2 separate regions of the Mus musculus genome follow, and region 2 is linked to region 1. The links are chromatin loops, found by intact Hi-C in ENCODE. Cell type or tissue: left cerebral cortex. All regions are shown on one strand. Links, peaks and the distances in the headings refer to the core of each region. The heading gives the core; the rest is flanking DNA.

Evidence for each region. Hi-C counts contacts between places; a loop is a spot of excess contacts. Peaks named below come from ENCODE experiments on the same cell type or tissue, not always from the same donor. Only the 100,000 strongest peaks of a DNase experiment are listed, where the experiment ranks them.
Region 2: a loop joins it to region 1, with 2.8 times the contacts of the local background. A loop is called at or near these places in 5 of 42 quality-filtered maps.

Annotation. Positions count from the first base shown.
Region 1 is chr6:36,386,514-36,389,432 of GRCm38, forward strand. It overlaps Chrm2 (cholinergic receptor, muscarinic 2, cardiac), which reads left to right and starts at 1,571. Exons shown (of 3, transcript NM_203491.3): 1 at 1,571-1,853; 2 at 2,091-2,238. It overlaps 9330158H04Rik (RIKEN cDNA 9330158H04 gene), which reads right to left and starts at 1,721. Exons shown (of 6, transcript NR_015589.1): 1 at 1,643-1,721; 2 at 1,150-1,443. In left cerebral cortex, for the core only: no CTCF peak of the experiment used is centred there; DNase peaks (open chromatin) are centred at 1,497, 1,574, 2,113 and 2,573; H3K4me3 peaks cover 1,646 bases; H3K27ac peaks cover 1,118 bases.
Region 2 is chr6:36,003,531-36,006,449 of GRCm38, forward strand. No RefSeq gene overlaps it. Among named protein-coding and RNA genes, the nearest start is that of Gm38790, 5.3 kb to the left of the region's middle. In left cerebral cortex, for the core only: a CTCF peak has its summit at 1,353 (motif pointing right); a DNase peak (open chromatin) is centred at 1,352.

The DNA.
Region 1 (2,919 bases), core at 200-2,699:
GTGCACAACCATGCAAGCATGCACAAGTGCATTCACAAAAACCTCAGGCATGTTATGACAATGTGAATTTCTGAAGGCGTCTTAGAGATAGGAGCAGATAGAATGTTTGTGAACTTACGTTCTGTAGTACCCAACAGAGAAGGGGGGAAAATGAAAATAAGAATCAGCTGCTTACTGACTGAAACCTAGTTCTGGGGTAGATTGAGGGCGATAATGTTCAGAACTGCCTTTCTCAAACAAGACTAAAATGCCTGCGTGGGACTCAGAGGGCAACGACATACCCTTACCATCCTTTACACCAGGATGGCTTTTATCCAGCAAAATTGAATCTGTGTCAGTCCTACTTAGGCATAGCTGTAGGATTTTCATTCACCAATGAATTTATATTAGTGTATAATTTATAGTGTTGATGGTCAGCCTCTCTACAAGAGCTTCATGTGGGTATTTATTCTCAAAGATGAGAAACTCAGAAAGAAAAGGAACCGTGGTTTCATTATTCTGTGTGCTCTTTAACACCCAGCCAAGGACAGGGCAACACGAACTGAGCTGAATTCCATTGAGCATAATAAATAGCAATTTCTCTGTCTCTGCGATCAAAAAAGAGATAGGTCCTGTTCTTTGTTACTTAGTTTAAGGTTCCAATGACTCCTTCTTTAATTCTATTTGGCAATGAAAGCCTCATTCGGTAGCACATATTTATGTCATCAGATACAATATACATCATCAAGAGCAATTGTCCTCAACGACACCTTAGAATAATCACATTATGATATTATCAAATAAGTTCCATACTTTCAAACAATGGGTATAAATCTGGGAAAGAATTTCTCATTAAAATAAATGAAGGCAAAAATTAGTCCATGCTCTGAACACAGGAAGTTCACATCTTTTATTTTCCTCGATAGACAGCAAAATCCCACCTCACCAACACCTCACTAGTACACTCTCTTAACTACTACTCCCCATTAACTGATGGAACACACAGGCATCGACCTGTTTGGGAAGAAAGAAAAAAAAACAGCAAAGACAGATAAATATCTGTTTCTTTCTAATACATTAGTTAGCATCAAAGAAAGAAATAAACAATCTGAACAATTCTCCATGACTATATATTTAGTACAAAGTACATTTATTCTAACATTTCCCCACCTGGAAACACGGGGCATAAGTATCTTCTGCAATCAACAAGCCTTCTTCCCAATGTGCCCTGTCACCTTTGTAGCAACCTGGCACCTGCTGACATGGGACCTAGGGGTGGTGGTGGTGGTGATTGCAAAGGTTGTGGTGTAGAAATTGCAGACCGAGAACTGGGCTCCGGGGTCGGACATGGAGAGATGCAGAAAAGAGCTGAGAGAGAAAGCTGTCATATTTGCACCGAAGAACCGCCAAATCAGAGCGCAGAGAAGATTTCATTGGCGGAGCCCCCTTCAACGGCAACTAATCCTGTCAGAACGAAAGAAAATTGTAAATGCTCTCTCCAGAAACTGTCCGCCCATTGCAGCTAATCGAACACAAACGCACAAATAGAGGCACCACTCTCGCTCTGCTGCTACACACAGCGGGTGAGGGCGAGGAGACCAGTTCCCGGGAGCAGGCACGCGGGGGCACAGACACACTCATTCGCACACACGCACACACGCACACGCCAGCCTGCGGGCTTGGCCAGAGCCCTGAAGTCGCAGATCCCACTTGGAAATCGCCAGAGGCACTGGGAGAAGTGGAGGAGCGCAGCTCCCAGACACTAATTACTACTTCCCCGGCACTAGGGTGAAGAAATGAAGCCCGCCCAGCTCTTCTCCACACCCAGGTCTCCTTTCTGTTTCGGTGTTAACTGTCATCTTCCTGAAAGCCAGGTTTGAAAGTCTTATTTGCCTGTGTTTTGGGGGTGTGATGCTCAAGGCGGCAGACAGATGTAATTTAACTCCAGTCCGAATTGTCTAATTGGGGTCCCAGATTAGCCGAGTGATACGACCCATGTGAAATGCCCCGCAGCCTTCTCTGAGCCTTGGGGTCCGCAGTCTCCCCGCCTCCCTTGCCCCACCCGTCTAAGTGCGGTGGCGACAACTAATCTTTCGCTTTTCTCTCGCAAGATCCAGGGAGAAGGCAAGCGGGCAACCAGCTGAGGACTCCGAGCTGTGCCGCTCGCTCCCAAACCGGTCCAACCTGAGCCCGCCAAAGGCTCCTCGCTCCAGCCAGACTCCACCAGATCGCAGCCCCGGGCGACTAAGTCAGTGACAGGTAAAGACTCTGCTATACCATGGTTCTCTAATTGTCCATATCAAGGGCCCTGGTACCTCGCAGCTCCTCCCCATCACCCGACCCTGGCCGCAGAGGGTCTGGGTTTGCAAGAATTGTTTGGTGGTCCCTGACACGTGCAGGTTTTCCAATGGAAACTTTGGCATCTGGGGCTTGCTGGAGAGGACACGTACCTTGGCGGGTCTGAAAGAAGGAGGGGTTTCAAAGCTGGGGCGGGGGAAACCATTGGGATAGCTAAGTCCAGTGGAATGTGGCAAAAAGCAGCCTGTGAGCGCCGATACTCCAGTATGGCTGTCTTTGAGCTTGGCACCCCCTCACCCTCGCTACCACACTCTGGTCCTCTTCATCCCCCCGCCCCCCAACTCCAGATGCTGCCGTGGGAAAGGCAAGTAGAGCTCAGTCTCTCCTGCCGCTCACCCATCCCCCTTAAGCTCCCCTTATACCCTAGGGTCTGGGCACATTGCATTTAGGGTGGAGGCCCCTCTCGCCACCACTCCACGCTGTCCCCTGACTCCGCCTTGGGAGAGAGCCTTCTGGTGAGGACGACAGGTTTAGTGCTGTTGTTCCCGGACCTTGGCAGGGGAACAAGGTTGGGGAAGGTTTCCAGGAGGAGAGAGAAGGGAGTCCTCTGCAAGCCTATTTTCCTCCGCTGGCGCGCGCAAG
Region 2 (2,919 bases), core at 133-2,632, 380 kb before region 1:
GATAGATAGATAGATACATAGATAGATAGATAGATAGATAGATAGATAGATAGATAGATAGATAAATAAAATGTGAGTCTTCAAAGAATAAACCATGCTTCTGAACTTTGTCCCAGCCTTCTAATTAGCCTCTCTCCCCAATTGTCACTCTGGCTTCTGGTGTTTGCTCCTCACCCTGTGTTCTCACTACTCTTGCATGTGGCATTTCCTCATGAGTACACAGTATCACTGGAGAGGATGATCTAGTCATTTACTAAGTCTCTAAGACAAATTTGTCTTCTTTTGGAAACCCTGAGTAGACTTCTAATTTCAAAAATGGGTTCAAGGTTGTGCTGAAGAGAGGAACACACACACATTGTATGGAGCAAGGCTTTCTTAAACAGCTGGCTGCTGTATGTATGCAGTTAGGCTTGTGTGTGTCTTAGGGTTTGAGAGGAGTAAAAAAATTATGCTTTAAATGAGGAAGGGCATAAGCATCTATGGCAATAACATAATACAGGACAATGAACAGGAAGTAAAATGGATAGCAAATCACTCTTATGTGGCCCCTCAAAAAATTGTATAGTAATTCATTTTTACCAAGGAGAAATAGCATCTAGAAAGAATTGTTGGTAAGGGGTGCCATCCTAAGTTTGACTAATTTTAAAATGACACTCTTGTACCTACTTCTATGGTTAACCTACTTACATCTATATTTCTATATTTACAAGATATTTTTAGAACTAGCTTTATTTTCTTATTTAGTTATCTGACTTTTTTGTTTCTCTCTCTCTCTCTCTCTCTCTCTCTCTCTCTCTCTCTCTCGTGTGTGTGTGCATTCTTGAGTCTAGGGATTTTAAAGACCCATTTTTAGTACTTCAGTTTGTTAGCAATGAGTCTGAAGTTAGATATTAAAATTTCACCTAAGAGTGTTTACTTAGAAGCTCTGAGAGTGCACTGGACAAGTGTGAAAAGTGATCGACAAGCAGAGAAATGTCATGGAATTATTTCTTTTTATCCATTCACTTACATGCTTTCTTGCTATTGTTGGTTTCAGTGTCCAATGGACTAGCAGGTTTCAGGAACCAAAATGGATAGGTACAATACAGTTTTCCTGGTATGAAGGTTGTGTGATGTAAATTGCATTTATTTAACCACTTAGCATAGTGCCTAACAGAGAGGAATCAGGACTCATTCCTAAACTCACCAAGTACCACAGTGCTCCTCATGTAATTCTCAGTGTTGGGACTCTATTCTCAAGTCTTGTGCCTTTGATACAGTATCAGATAAGATTCAGACCAGGCCACAAATGCAAGCAATGCTGAATGGGACTCTCTGACCTAGTAAAAGAAACTTGCAGCTGAAAAGCTTGTCCACTAGAGGGCAGAGCTCTTAAGTTGCAAGCTGTGATCTAGTACAGTAGGTAATGGGATTCTATCAGATGTTGTTTGTTTTGCCCATGCTTTGTTCCAAACCATAGTAACAGAGTGCGTGAAAGACATGCTTAATCCCAGGTGTGCAGAATAAAAGTTTCACTTTTCCCTTCTTAGCAAAGCATTTCTTTCCTGAGAAATGTGTTGTAAATCTTGACACCCTTAGAATATGCTGTCTGACTACTGAAGCATTTCCTTGTATCTAATATTGGTTGGAGCAGCAAGGAGAGAGGCAATGGTAGCTCTATTTCCCAACCTCATTATCTCTGTTGACCTAACATACTGGAGGTCTAGGAACCTCCCTTGCTAGAGTTGATGAAAATTAAAGCATGAAATAACAGTTCAGGGAAATTGTCCAAGGCACAGAACATCAAACTTGGAAATGATTTTAGCGTGCACAGTCTTCATTTTATTGATAATAAAATGAAGTCTGAGACCAGGAACTGACTTTTTATTAAGTACACAGCTAGTAATCTAAGACACAAACCAGGCCTAGAACCAGGTCTCATTTTTATACACCATTCCACCTTGCTCATCAACCTGAGAAATATTTGGGTGACCCTGGTTCACAAAGCCCCTCAGTGTCCTGATTAGAGAACCCTGATGAGATGCATCGTACAGATACAGTTGACTCGGCATTAATAAATACTATGGTTATACCAAATCAATTCATCTTCTATTGGATTGGATCTTACTTTTAAGAACACCTTAGAGATGCATGCTTCTTCATTGCTAGGCTTTATAAGTGGGGAATTTACAGTTGAGAAGTTATATGATCGTGTTGGTCGGCTGATGTTGATTAAGCAACCTCATCTTGATTTAGTTGAGAAACAGAGGATCAGGTATGGACTGGGGTTGTGTGTATGGGTAATAGTTTTCTGCCCTTTTAAATCTGATGATAATGAACCACTGATGGGCTCTAAAATTAGATGTTAGAGTAGGAATTGCAGCATACAACACAAGGCTTATTCAACTTGCAGTGAAATAGTGTAAGCGATGATTCCAAGCACAAGCGATGCCTTGAGTTGAGAGCAGGTTGGTGTGGTTCCACTGTGTGATGAACTCCCAGGGCTGCTCAGCACTTCAAACCTCATTCTAACCCCTCAGCTCATATAGGCTAGACAGTTCCTTAGTAAATTTACCTAAACTCTATCCATGTCATGCCCTTTTCCCATAGATGTTCCCTGTACCTTTGAGGCATCCCCAGTATTGTAGTTAGAGAGACCCTCTTCGGAAGTCAATTTGAACATGCCCCTTCCTGGGTTGAAATTCCTCATCAGCTCACATCTTTTCACACAGGCATCTGTGTGCAGTGGAGGGGGGAGTATATGCACACAGTGTCTTTCTCCTCTTCCCCTCTTTATTTGCTTCCCTACATGGGACACTCCCTCTCTGACGTGTCTTTTCTTGCTAAAGTTAAATTTGTCTTTGTTTGATGAGACTAGATTTTTTTTTCCTTTTTTTGGCATGGGCTGAATTTCATCAAAAAAGGAGGTAGGTATTTTAA